2 separate regions of the Homo sapiens genome follow, and region 1 is linked to region 2. A link is a contact called in ENCODE Hi-C or POLR2A ChIA-PET data. All regions are on one chromosome and are shown on one strand. Each heading gives the region's core, a stretch centred on a gene start or an enhancer-like site at or near the end of the contact. The rest is flanking DNA. Distances are from core to core; before and after follow the strand shown. Region 1 has its middle 41 kb from the start of LINC01220. Region 2 has its middle 15 kb from the start of RPS6KL1.

Region 1 (7,141 bases), core at 1,326-3,825, 390 kb after region 2:
GGCCTAGCTTTACACAGATGAAGGGTTTGTGATAAGGTGGCATTAAAAAAGAAATTAAACATTTTATTTTATTATTATTTTTTGTTTGTTTTTGTTTTTTGAAATGCAGTCTCACTCTGTCACCCAGGCTTGAGGGCAGCGGCATGATCTCCGCTCACTGTAACCTCTGCCTCTGGGGTTCAAGAGATCCTCCCACCTCAGCCTCCCAAGTAGCTGGGATTACAGGCACCCGCCACCATGCCCAGCTAATTTTTCTATTTTTAGTAGAGACGGGGTTTTGCCATGTTGGCCAGGCTGGTCTCAAACTACTGACCTCAAGTGATCCACCCACCTCAGCCTCCCAAAGTGCTGGGATTACAGGCATGAGTCACTGCACCTGGCCAAAATAAATAAATAAATAAAATAAAAATAAACATTTAAAAAGTCATTTTTAATCATTTTTTCAAACACATAAAAATGTAGAAAAAATAACACAATAAATCCATGTGTATTTATCACCCAGGTTCAATAATTTCTAATGTTTTGCCAATATTTGTTCATTAATTCATTTCTCCCTTTTTGGAAGGCTGGAGAATTAATTTAACTTTATATTACGGAGGCAGTAGACAGAAGAGTATAATGAACCCTCATCTACTCATTACCTAGTCCCAAGAAATATTGACCCAAGGCCATTCCTTCCCTATCCATGTCCCATCTGCTTAATCCCCTCCCATATTACTTTGAAGCAAACTCATGACACCATATCATTTCACCTGGAAATATGTTAAAGAATGTATCTCTAAAGATAAGGACTTTAAAAATACCACTGTAATATCATTGTCACCTGCAACAAGATGAACACTAATTTATCAGGTGGTGTTTTGAAAACTCAGGGGAGGTGTTTGGTAAAGCCACAAAATCCTGAGATCTTGCATAAATGTGTTTCAGGAAGCAATTATGGATGTCCAGGTTGGTATAGACCCGATGTCTTCAACAAGACTACACTGCATAAGCCAGGGTGACGGGGTGGAGAAGGAGCCAGAGTGAATTAGGGACAAGTAGGGTTGTGGTGTAGGAGGCTGGGTCAGAGTTTTAGCAGCCAAGAGAAGGGGGTGCAGGGTGCACAGGGAGCTTCCTCAGCCCCACTCAGTGCTCCAGCAGGCAGGAGGCAGTCGTCCAAAGGAGATAAAGTGAAGAAGGGATGGAGCAGGAAGGAGAGAGAGGTGTAAGGAGGAGGAGGTGTATGCAGAGAGAGGAGCTGATATTGAGGAAGAAAATGAGGAGGAGGAGAGCAAAAATAAATAACGACTGAGCACCTATGACCCACCAGATGTCAGGGGCACTACTTCTGCCCCCCTCCAGATTTCCAGGAGTGGGGCTCACCCCAAACAAGCTTGACCTCTTGATCGTCCTCTCAGGGAGTTGCTCTATTGGTGGGTCGAGGTTAGGGACATGTACTATGAAGGTATAAACTGTGTGGTTTTTTTTTTTGAGACGGAGTTTCTCTCTTGTTGCCCAGGCTGGAGTGCAATGGCGCGATCTCAGCTCACCGCAACCTCCGCCTCCCTAGTTCAAGCCATTCTCCTGCCTCAGCCTCCCGAGTAGCTGGGATTGCAGGCATGTGCTACCAGGCCCAGATAATTTTTTTTTTCTTTTTTCTTTTTTTTTCTTTTTTTTTTTTTTTTTTTGTATTTTTAGTAGAGACAGGGTTTCTCCATGTTGGTCAGGCTGGTCTCTAACTCCCAACTTCAGGTGATCTGCCCGCCTCGGCCTCCCAAAGTGCTGGGATTACAGGCGTGAGCCAGCACGCCCGGCCGTATAACTGCTTTTATAAGGAAGGAGGGCTATGTGTCTTTAGCAGAAGAGGGGCAGGGTTCCAGCCCATGCCTTGAGAGCAACCTCCACCAGGGCCTTGGCAGAGCCAGGGTGACATCCACCAAAGCAAAGGAGGAGGAAGGCAGCAGAAATGAAGGGGGTGGTCCTCTCACTGGAGGGGTGCAGCGAGGCAGCAGTCTCCCCGGAGGGGCTGGTGGCAAGCGCACCCCCAGCGCCCTCCAGCTTTATTTTTGGCAGGGCAGGAAATGTGTGTGTGTCTGTGGGTGACCTGGGGAGGAGGGGAGGGGGGGTAAGAGGGTCCCTGGATTTTGGTAAATCTGCGGGGGTTGTGGGGGGTTTCCGGAGCCCCCGGGGTAGGGGTAGGGATGGGGGCAGCCCCGGGCAGTGCTGAGCGCAGCTGTTGCGGGTACGGTCATGTCCAACTCCTTCCCAGCTGGAAACGCTGCGGCGGGTGGTATCACCAGTGGACAGGCGAACTTCAGGCCAGAGAGTGCCTTCCTCCAGGGCTTTAGGGGAAAAGGGCGACGAGGCCGTGGTGGTCGGCGCCCTGAATACCCCGAGGGGCCAGGGCCCCTTTTTCTACATGAAGACCTGGGCCCGTTCCCTCCCGGGTTCTTCCACTCCCATCTCAGCCAAGTGCTGATCTAATAACTCAGTGGAAGCGCCCAGAGAAGAACAGGGTCGCCGTGGTTAGAGACGCTGTTCCCCTCCGCGCCTGACTCCGCAGTTACTTTGTTACTTAACCGCCCTTCTGCTCATTTGACAAGCCCTGAGCGCACATTTGCAGAGCTTCCTTCCGGGACTTCGTGGCACGGATTGCAAGAGGCCCCTACTCTGGCAAGGACTTGACTCAGGGAAATTCTTTCTGTCCTTTCTTACTAGAAAAGGCATAAATTGGAGGTGAGCCTCCTTGATTAGAATGGGCACAATGGCTGGTGGCCACGAGACCCAGAAGAGGTCACTGGTGGTGTTGCTTCCCAGACAGCCAGCCAATGTTGGTGAGACTACAGTGAAAAGAGGCAGATTGAACTAACCAGACCTGGGACTTGTCTTCATCTGCAAACGGTAGTAACAGCGGTTAACCCCCTGAGCGCTTCTGACATGCTGAACGCTGTTCCAAGCCCTGCTCTAATGCATCGAAGGCATGTTCTAAACATGCATTATCTAATAACGCTATTCCCGAGTTTACAGATGAAGAATCACAGCCACTAAGAGATGACATCACTTGGTGAAGGTCACATAGCTTCTGGGGCCAGGGTTCTGTTTTGCCTTTGTGAAGAACAGTGAACATGCTCTGCACTTTTCTAAAGTAGAAAAATGAGCTGATGTCAGGGATTCTTTCAAGAAGGCAAATTTCAGAGCTGTTGCTGAGATCACGACCCATTCAGCAAAGTGTCCCAAACGCTGAATGCACTTCTGAGTCTCTGGTTTCACTTTGCAGCACTCGGCATAACTGATGCTCCCAATAATGACCTTCAACCACCAAGGAAACGTTCATTTATATTTTGCAAGCTCTGTTTAATGGATGAAGGAGTAACAAGTTTTAAAAAAGATTTTGATCAACACGGTGGCTCATGCCTGTAATCCCAGCAGTTTGGGAGGCCGAGGCGGGTGGATCACTTGAGATCAGGAGTTCAAGACCAGCCTGGCCAATATGGCGAAACCCTGTCTCTACTAAAAAACATGAAAATTAGCCGGGTGTGATGGCGGGTGCCTGTAGTCTCAGTTACTCAGGAGGCTGAGGCAGGAGAATCGCTTGAACCTGGGAGGTAGAGGTTGCAGTGAGCCGAGATCACGCCACTGCACTCCAGCTTGGGCGACAGAGTGAGACTCTGATTCACACACAAACCAAAAAAAAAAAAAAAAAAAAAAAAAAAGATTTTGATCAAAACCAAATCACTAAAGTTAAACACTTGAAAGAATTAACCCTGTCTTTGTAAAGCTTGGCTACCCTGGTAACTCATGCCAGGGACACTTAGCTTTAAAATTGTCCCCTCTGGAGGGGCTTTGCTCTTATGCCACAAGTATTGCTGCTGCGTCTGCGAAACAGGAAGGAGCAGCATCTCCCCATTATTTCCCTGACGAGTACCCCTAGAAGATGGTGGAGTCCACGTGGTCAAGTTCTCTTTCTTCCACTGGCCTAAGTCTGAAATTCCCCAAACACCTGGAGCCTTGCAATGCTGGGCAGCCGGCAGTTTCCCCAGCAGTTGCCCTGGCATCTTGCCCCCTTTACACAAAGCAATCACTGTTGCAGAAAATGAGGGTCCTGTGATCATTTGGCTCCACCCCCCTGCCTGGCATTTGCGTGGGAGAAGGGACTTTCTTTCTTTTTGACAATAGATTCTGATCACAAACCAGGCCCCTTTCAGAGAAACAGCTCCCATGGAATGACTCTGCCTAGAGGTAAGAACTGAGGGGCACAACAGAAGTGATTTCTCGCTCCCCACCCTCATGGCCATCAATGCTCAGTCAGGCCCCTATCCTTGAATTTGTTTCAAACGGTGGCATATCTGGTCCCTGGCCAGTGGGACAGGCACCCTGTAGTTAGTGGTCTAGATTTTCAGCCTTACCTCAAAATGCAGGTGCAGGCCAGGTGCGGTGGCTCCAGCCTGTACTCTCAGCACTTTGGGAGGCCAAGGCAGGTAGACCACCTGAGGTTGGGAGTTTGAGACCAGCCTGGCCAATGTGGCGAAATCCTGTTTCTACTAAAAATACAAAAATTAGCTGGGCATGGTGGCATGTGCCTATAATTCCAGCTACTCAGAAGGCTGAGGCAGGAGAATCACTTGAACTCAGGAGGTGGAGGTTGCAGTGAGCCAAGATTGTGCCATTGCACTCCAGCCTGGGTGACAAAGTGAGACTCTGTCTCAAAAAAAAAAAAAAAAAAAGTAGGTGTAGTGATCCTTTCTTACAGGTAACATTTCCTTGCTAAGAAATGAACACTGGTATAATATACTATAACTAAACTACAGACTGTGGATTTCTCCAGTTTTTCCACTAATGTCCTTTTCCTGTCACAGGATGTAATCCAGGATACCATATTGCATTTACTTGTCGTGTCTTCTCTCACCTGTGAAAAGTTTCTTAGTTGTTCCTTATTGTTCATAACTTTGACACTTTCAGGTATTTTATTGAGTGTTTGGGTTTATCTAATGTTTTCTCATAATTAGACCAGGGTTATGGATTTTTTAGAAGAAAAGTCCTTTCTTCTTTGCATGCCATAAGGAGGTACATGATATCAACATGGCTTATCAATGGTGAAGTTAACTTTATTTGCATGGTTAAGGTGGCTCTGCCGTTTCTCCACTGTGAAGTTACTGTTTTTCCCTTTCTGTATTCTACTTATTAGAAGTGGGTCAATAAGTCTAGCCCATATTCAAAGGGAAGGAAATGAAACTCTACTTCCTGGAGAAGGGAGAATGTACATATATATTTTGGAATTTAATCTTATGAAAATTTGTCTCAGGCTGGGCATGGTGGCTCATACCTGTAATCCCAGCACTATGGGAGGCCAAGGCAGGTGGGTCACTTGAGCCCAGGAGTTCAAGACCAGCCTGAGCAACATGGGAAAACTCTGTCTCTACAATAAATACAAAACATTAGCTGGGTATAGTGGCACGCACCTGTAGTCCCAGCTATTTGGGAGGCTAAGGTAGGAGGACGGCTTGAGACCGGGAGGTTGAGGCTACAGTGACCTGTGAGTATCTCACTGCAAAGAAAAGATTCTCTGTAGTTCATATATTAATTTATTTATATTGGCATGGACTCATGGATATTTCTTTTATTCTTTGGGTTATAAGAATCATCATGGTTCTATATCATCCAATCCTTTCATTAGTTTGTTGCTTAAATTGTTCCAGCCTTGCTCGTTGGGAACTCCTGGTTCCTTTTGACATGCCCACATTAAAAAAAAAAAATGATGCATAATGGATGTACATAGTTTTGGGGCCCCCATTTTTTTTCCAATTCCTTACTTTCTGGCATTACAAGCTGCTCCAAAACTCACCTTGTGTTTTCACTGCTTTAGCCCTAGAATCAGTTATTTCTCCAAGGAGCCTGGTTCCTTTAATCAGAGAATGGTATTTAGAAACCATGTTTCTGAGTGTTGGGTGTGCTCGTTGCTACTGGGGTGTCATTGCTTCTAGGCCCTCTCAGTGAACAGTTAGGAATATTTACATATATTTATGTATATATGTATGTATGCTAACCCATGAATATGTGCATATCTATGTTTGTGTATCTGTCTATTTGTATATATACTTTTAAAAAGAGTTTGTGCCAGGCGCAGTGGCTCACACCTGCAATCCCAGCGCTTTGGGAGGCCAAGGTGGGTGGATCACCTGTGTCAGGAGTTTGAGACCGACCTGATCAACATGGTGAAACCCCGTCTCTACTAAAAACATAAAAAAATTAGCTGAGTGTGGTGGTGCATGCCTGTAGTCCCAGCTACTTGGGAGGCTGGGGAGGAGAATCACTTGAACCCAGGAGGCAGAAGTTGCAGTGAGCCAAGATCGTGCCATTGCACAGTAGCCTGGGCAACAAGAGTGAAACTCTGTCCCCAAAAAAAGAAAAAAAAAGAAAGAATTTGTATTATCTCTGACTTGAATCCAACCCTGCAGGTTTCATTCTAACCTTCTCCCTTTTCTCACTGCTGCTTTTTTCTCTGATGGTGAGAAACCTGACTCCCATTATCTATAATTTATTTACATATTTGTTCAACCCTAGTATACATGTGAAGTAGTTTCAGAATCACCAATGTAGTTCCCTATGAAAAGTAAATTTATCAACTAGAGTATAGTGTTTTTGCAGAGTTCTTTTTGCACAGTATTTTTTTAGCTTTACAGATTCCAGTCAAACACATCATTTTCCATTGTGTGTGAAGTTTGTGACAGTGAAATAAAAAAGAAAAAAACCCCATCATTTTCCAAAGTTACTTAGGTCAGCTTCTTTTTTTTCCTTCTTGATGGGCACATCTTAATATTTCCAAAGCATTTCTACATCTGGTTTCTTTTATCATATCATTGTTGGATGGGGGAAGAAGAAACCATGACATATGAAGGTTGAACTGGTTGTCTCAGGTCACATGATCAGCTGGATCATGATTAGAACTACTTTGGGCTTTGCTGGACCATACCACCTTTCCTAGAGTTGCTGTTTTCTTGGTGGGTCTGGGCTGCAAAGCCAGCTGTTGCAGAGAATGTCTGGTGAAAGGAGAAGGTGAAGTACGGCTGGGAAGCTCTGTCTTTTTTGGTCAGGCAGAATTGTCAGATGTCAGTGGGAAGGAAGCTTAGAGATCTCATGGTTCAACTCACTTTCCTTATGGATG
Region 2 (6,989 bases), core at 4,474-6,973:
CAATTAGTCTTTTCCTAAGAGGGTGGGCATGTTTTATTCTAGGGGGAAGAAGGGGAAGGGCAGATAGCTCTATATACACACAAAGAGGAAGGTCTCAGTAGAGCAGCCTGTGTGTCTTCTCCGCTGCTGGAGCTCATCTTGACTGGCCAGGGCTGGTTCCTAAGAAGGATCCCAGGCACCCAGAGCCTCCTGGGTTTGGATGTGAGAGGAAAGTCCTGTGACCTCCTTTGCCTCTCCCATGTCTGGAGAGAAGCTGTATTTCCGGCTAATCCAGGAGCGACAGCTCCAGGGTGCACCCCAGGTTCTGACATGGGGACTTGCAGCACCCCCCCAGGTTGGACCCTGACGTGCCTGGCACCCCTTGTGAACCCAAGACCTCAACTTCAGCTTCTCCGCACAGCAGCCATGGCCAGCTGTCAGCCGCCACCTCCTCCGAGAGGCTGGAATTCCTCGGGCAGATTTCTCACCCTCGCAGGACTTCTTTCCAGCGTGTCTGGCAAGTGAGAGGGCTTCGCAGGCCCCAGGAGAGGCTTGTGGCAGAGAGGGCTTTGAAAGGGAGAGGAGGAGGGAGGGTACTGCTGTTACAGCCCAAGCCTTAGGCCCCCGCTGAGGACGTCAGGTGGCCCATGTCTGGAAACACCCAGCGCTGTGGCCCACGTGGTGACTCTTGGGTGGCCCAGGCTGGGTGTGTGGGGGCAGGGCCTCAGAGAAGAGAGAAGGAGAAGGGGAAGACCGAGGGCTGGGGGTGGCGGTGGAGAGGCCACTGAGGACAGGGAGTGGAACAACCTTGCAGAGAGTGGTGCAGGGAGAAGTTACTAGAATGGCAGCACCCTCTCCCGCCACCCAGGCGACACCTCTCGGGGAACCCACCTCTGCGAGGGAGCCCTCAACTTCCTCCCGGCCTGACCTGCCTGCTCGAGGGTTTCCACGGTCACAAAGTTACCTCAGGGACTAGAAAAGAACCATCTTTTTGGCCTGGAGCCTCTGAGGTGGGGCCTCCTCGGCCTCAGTCACAGCCAAGGTCAGGGGGAAGGAGAGCGCCCCAGGCTTCCCTCAGGAAAAGGAAGGGTCCGGCTTCTTTAGGGAAACAGCTGCTGGGATCTGGTGCTGACAGACGGCCATCTTTCCACACCAAGGCTCTGGCCTGTCACCACCCTGTCTGGGGCCTCGAGTTCCCACCAGAGTTTTCATAGGGGCCTCTTCTGCTGACCCACCCAATCCACCCGCAGATGGTCTGGCCCGCCTCTCAGACTGGGAGCGGACCCAGCTCACTTCCCTACCGCCCCACTGCCCTTCTCTCTCTCCATCCTCAAGAGGAGGTGAGGTGGTGAGGGGCAGTGAGCACAGGCTTCGGATTCAATTCCACGTCAGTCACTTATGGTACAGTTTTAAATTCTGACTCGCTTAACTTACATGGCTTTGGACCAGCCTGGGCCTCAGCTCCTTCATTTGTAAGATGAGGAGGTGGAAATGGATTATTTGTAAACTTTCTTTCAGCCCTAAATTCCATGATCATATCATATTATTGTTTAATTTCTAATTTTTTTTTTTTAGAGACAGGGTCTCACTCTGTTGCCCAGGCTGGAGTGCAGTGACATCATAGCTTTCTGCAGCCTCAAACTCCTGGGATCAAGCAATCCTCCTGCCTCAGTCTCCCAAGTAGCTGGGACTACAGGTGTGCACCACCATACCTGGCTAATTTTTTTTTTTAATTTTAATTTAAGATGGCATCTCACCCTGTCACCCAAGCCGGAGTGTAGTGGCGCGATCTCAGCTCAGTGCAACCTGCACCTCCCAGGCTCAAGAGATTCTCCAGCCTCAGCCTCCTGAGTAGCTGGGGCTTGTAGCCCCATGCCCAGCAAATTTTTGTATTTCTTGTAGAGATGGGATTTCACCATGTTGCCCAGGCCAGTCTCAAACACCTGGGCTCAAGTGATTCACCTGCCTCGGCCTCCCAAAGTGGTGGGATTACGGCGTGAGCCACCATGCTCGGCCATAATTTAAAATTTTTTTGTAAAGACCTCAATTCATTGCCAAAGCAATCCTCTCGCTTTGGCCTCCCAAAGTGTTGAGATTACAGGCGTGAGCCACTGTGCCCGGCCACGTTATTGTTTAAAAAACATGCCTCTTGCAGCCTAGCACAGCCCTAACTCCCCAGCATGGCACCCGGGGCCCAGCCCGCCTACCAGCCTTAGCCATCACCCTCTGATTCACCTGCCTTAAGCATCAGCCAAACTGAACCGCTGGAGAGTCCCTGTACAGGTAGGGGTTTTGCCAGCTCTGGGGTCTTTGTTAATGGGTTGCCTCCACCTAGAATGGCTTCCCCAGTCATCTCCCCAGACCCAAATCTTGCCTACTCTTCAAGTCACAGCTCAAATGCCACCAGCTTTGCAAAGCCAGTTCTGATGTTCCCCAGCTGCAGGTCATCTCAGGTGGCTTTAGCAGCTCTTCAGCTGCATTCTTTTAGCTACATGGCCTGCTTTCCTTCTATTCTAATCACCTGTGTATATCTGATTCCGCTGACGAACTTTTTAAGGTCAGCGACAATGTCTTATTTCTCTCTGCGTAACCCTAGCTAATCGAGGTGCTCCCCTGGGTTCAGTCTCTGCCTAGTGTCTCACTGAGTGGGCGTCTCTCAAAGAACATTCGGGCCTGCAATGTTAGGGAGCATGACAGTGCTTCCTCAAAGCCCTTCTCAAACTGTCTTATATCAATAGAGACTCCACAGCAAAACCCCAAACTCCTTCTCTAGTCCCAGCCCCGAGGCCTTTTATTTCCCTCTGCCTACCTGCTTGCTTTCTCTTTCCTAGCTGTTAGGTAGACCAGCTTAGCCCTCCAGCTGTGATCTCTCTCCTTATTCCCCTTATTTATTGCAGAATAGAATTTTCTTTAGTAGGTAGGGAAGACTTTTGCTTGCTAATATACTTTGCCCTGTCATACATGTATCTACTACAAAATACCTAGGCCTTGTAGACTCAAAAAATGCTCATGAGTGAATAAATGATCAGGGTTACCAGCCCACGTGCATGATTAAGACCAAACAATCTACTTCTCTCTATCCTTGTTACTTCTCCCTAGACCAAACCACCATAATTGGTTGCCTGGCTTCTCCACAGCCTTTGAAGTGGTATTTGTACTCTAAGTTTTACACTCCTAGAGACCATTTTCCACATAGTGGGTGGAGTGATTGTTCAAAAATGTACCTAATGGCTGGGTGTGGTGGCTCACGCCTGTAATCCTAACACTTTGGGAGGCTGAGGTGGGTGGATCACTTGAGGTCAGGAGTTTGAGACCAGCCTGGCCAACATGGCAAAACCCTGTCTCTAATAAAAACACAAAAATTAGCCAGGTGTGGTGGTGTGCACCTGTAGTCCTAGCTACTCAGGAGGCTGAGGCATGAGAATCGCTTGAACCCGGCAGGTGGAGGCTGCAGTGAGCGGAGATTGTGCCACTGCACTCTAGCATGGGTGACAGAGTGAAACCCTGTCTCAAAAAGAAAAAAATGTATCTAATGTCATTTCATTCCCCTGTTTGAAACTCTGCAGTGGTTTATCTCACATTATAACAAAATTTGAACTCCTTACCCTGACTTGCAAAGCCCTTTATGGTCTGGCCCCTGGCTACTTCCAACATCACATCCCATATCCCCCCTCCCTGCCCATCATGCTCCAGCCACACTGGGGTTCCTTCCAGCACTTTCCACCAGCTGTGCCCTCTGGAGTGCTCTTATCCCTGATCTTTACATGACCAACTCCTTCTTGTCCTTCAAACTTTACCATCAATGTCATCTCCACAGAGATGCCATCCATAACCTCCTGACCTAGAGTACCTTCCCCCCAACGCTATCTCTTCACCTTTCCTTATTTTCTGTTCTGGTTTCTTATTGCTGCATAACAAACTACCTCAAAACAATTTGTTATTATAGTATTTTATGTTTCTGTGCATCAAGGAAATCAAACGGCACAGTGGATACAGCTTGTCTTTGCTCTGTAAGATCTGGGGCATCTGCTAAGATAACTGTAATGGCTGCGGGTTGGAATAGCTTGGGGTTGGCTGAGTCTCTCTCTCTCTCTCTTTTTCCACATCTCTATACGGCCAGCTTGAGCTTCCTTCCAACATGGTGACCTCAGGGTAGTTGGACATCTTACATGATAGCATAGGGTTCCAACAGACCAAGGCAGAAGCTGCCAGTCCTCTTGAAAGCTAGACTTGAAACAAGTATAGGGTCTCTTCTGCTATAGTCTACTGATCAACGCAGACCCAGGCCAATTCAGATTCAAACAGAGGGAAGACACTTCACCTCTTAAGAGGAGGAATGTAAAATAATTCAAGAGCATCTCTAATATGAGAGAACGCATTTTGGCAGCAAGACATTTTCTTATTAATGTATTTGTTTATATGGGTAACTTGCTTATTGAGCAAGTTTTTTTCCCCCTTCCATCATTGCTTCTAGATGAACTATGTTGGTTCTCCTTTTTCTGTCCCGTAACAGTATCTTGGGCAGATCTTCTAGTATTCCTGTTGCTTTAGCTTATTAAAGGCCCAGCCCCATCTAGGCTGGTCCATCTAACCAAGACTAACCATTTCCCTTCCCCAGGCAGGGTCTGGATTTGGCCCAGGGGAGTGGGGAGGGGTGTAGTTTGCCCCTGTACCCCCACTCCTCTCTCTCTCTCCTCCTCCTTTTCTCTCCCCTTTTCTCTTCTTTCACACAGATGGGGAGGGAGAGCTTTCAGGAAAGTCCCTGTCAGCTGTGGCCATTTCTTCTCTGGCTATGAATGTTCCCGGCATGATGGCGTTCAGATGCTAACTCTCTTGTGGGTTCACCACAGGGCCACCTCGCACCACTGTTCCCTGATGTGAGAGGTCCCTTCAGCTCTATATCTCTCACCCCACCACTCAGCCACTGCCCCAACCTCCACCCAACAGCCTACCGACTGTGGGTCTGCACAGCTGCAGGCCTCCCTCTTGGGAGGACATGGACAAGACAGCTCAAGGACATGCACCTTCCGCCATGTCCACCTGACCCATGGGCAACGACTGCTGGGTGCCCCAAGGAGTCCCTGCCCTGTCTGTCTCTGCCTCTTCAATCCTGCCCTCCCCCAACCTCCCTGTCCAGATGGCGCGTGGGCTGATCTCAACAGCAAATCCAGATCCAGGGAGAGGAGGGGAGGGAGTCAGCACCCCAGGACTCCAGTGACCCATCTCCCTCTCTCTTCCTTCCCCTGTCCTGGTCTTCTGCTTATGGAGACTGAGGAAGGGGGTGCTGGGAGATTTGGGGGCATAGCAGAATTGCTTTAACCATCTCTTAATAAATCCTGTAGGCAAATGGGCCTAGTCTCAAATGGTTCCTTTGTTTTAGAATATGGGGTACTCAAGGCCCTTTTTCCTTAGCTCTGAGTCCGGCCACCCATTCGAGCAGCAGAAAAGGCCCACCCAGTACCCTCTGGCACTAGAGCATGGGCTGTCTCTCCCCTCGCATGTGTGGTCCACGAGAGCAGGGTCCTGTGTGTCTGTCCCCACTGGATCCTGGATGCCTAGTCAGTGTCTAGGACACAGAGGGTGCTCCACAAATAGATGACAAGCAAATCCCTCTAGGACCTAAATGGCTGGAACGGCTGCCAATATAGTCAAGTAGGCCAGCTGGCTCCTTCCTACCCATTCCTGCTGCGAGGCTCCTGCCCACGGATGTGGAGTTTTGCTTCTGGCTTCCAGGAGCTTTTCTGGTTTCTGTCTTGCTCTCTACAGGGGTCACTGGCCTGGGTCGGGAGGCTGCCCGCCATGTGGGTGACCTTATGGAGCCAAAAGCCTTGAAGATGCTACCGGGCCTGGGTTGGGGTCCTCAGGGCTGAGCTAGAGGCCTGGCCAGTGGGAGGGGATGGGTGCTCTTCCCAGTTCACAGTGGGTCAAAGGCAACAGCTCAGAACAGCTGCAGCTAAAGAGAGGAGAGGCAGGAGAGGAAGTGCATTTCTTTGGCAAAGTATGTCTCCTGGGGCTGACTCACACCCGTCTATGACCACAGCCAGAAGCACATTCTGACCAGCGTGTCCTGCAGAGTCCCCAGGCCTCGGTGAACAGGGCACCAAGGACAGCTGCCTCAGCAGGGCCACCCCACTCCGCTGGACATCCCCAGCTCCCCTCAAAGCCCCAGGCAGGCCCCTGTGCCCCTGGGTCCCTGTGGGTTTCTCCTCAGCAGCCTCAAATGAGGAAGTGAGGCTGAGGAGAGAATGGGGGAACTTCTCTTCCCCCAATACATATAGCAGCATATAACATCAAAGACACAGACACACAGACACACACACACACACACACACACACACACACACACACACACACCCCTTGCAGGTCAGAAGCAGAGTGGAGTTTGATAGTAAGTGGTTTGGATTAAAAAAAAAATAGGCCTGGCATGGTGGCTCATGCCTGTCATCCCAGCACTTTGGGAGGCTGAGGCGGGTGGATCACTTGAGGTCAGGAGTTCAAGACCAGCTTGGTCAACATGGTGAAACCCTGTCTCTACTAAAAATACAAAAATTAGCCGGGCATGGTGGCGCACGCCTGTAATCCCAGCTACTCAGAAGGCTGAGGCAGGAGAATCGCTTGAACCTGGGAGGTGGAGGTTGCAGTGAGCCGAGATTGTGGCACTGCACTCCAGCCTGGGCGACAGAAGGAGACTCCGTCTCAAAAAAAAAACCATTAAAAAATAATAAGAAGATTTATTTTTTTCCTGCCAAAGCACTGAGGAGGAAGACGGAAGGAACTGGGGGGTAAAAGGCAGAGAAATCCGGGCAGCATCTGCTGGTCCTTGCGTCTGTTCAGCAGCCCGAGCAGGCTATACGTGCTGCCGTTCAGCGCCCTGAGACCCAGCCCAGGATGTCTATCAGGAGGGCCGGAGGAGTTCGGGAGTCCTTGCGGCACTGGGCTGGGGCAGCCCTAAGCCCTGGGAGAGGAGGAGATTGTGCTCTTGATGCTGTTAAAAAGTGGCTGGGACCAGC

Evidence for each region. A loop is a pair of places that touch in the nucleus more often than their neighbours do. ChIA-PET counts read pairs that join two places held with the same protein, here RNA polymerase II (POLR2A). Pooled maps may share reads with other maps.
Region 1: a pooled map shows a loop between it and region 2 (2.1-fold over the local background). The contact joins two enhancer-like sites. A Hi-C loop is called at or near these places in 1 of 50 pooled maps. POLR2A ChIA-PET finds 5 or more read pairs at or near these places in 2 of 52 experiments (CD4-positive, alpha-beta T cell and naive thymus-derived CD4-positive, alpha-beta T cell).

What each region holds. Positions count from the first base shown.
Region 1 is chr14:75,331,761-75,338,901 of GRCh38, forward strand. No RefSeq gene overlaps it. Among named protein-coding and RNA genes, the nearest start is that of LINC01220, 41 kb to the left of the region's middle. RefSeq lists an enhancer at 2,264-2,763. Within about 2 kb of position 2,576, at least 25 of the 41 ENCODE cell types and tissues checked have a DNase peak (open chromatin) inside an H3K27ac peak, as active enhancers do.
Region 2 is chr14:74,934,273-74,941,261 of GRCh38, forward strand. No RefSeq gene overlaps it. Among named protein-coding and RNA genes, the nearest start is that of RPS6KL1, 15 kb to the left of the region's middle. RefSeq lists an enhancer at 168-735. Within about 2 kb of position 5,724, at least 11 of the 41 ENCODE cell types and tissues checked have a DNase peak (open chromatin) inside an H3K27ac peak, as active enhancers do.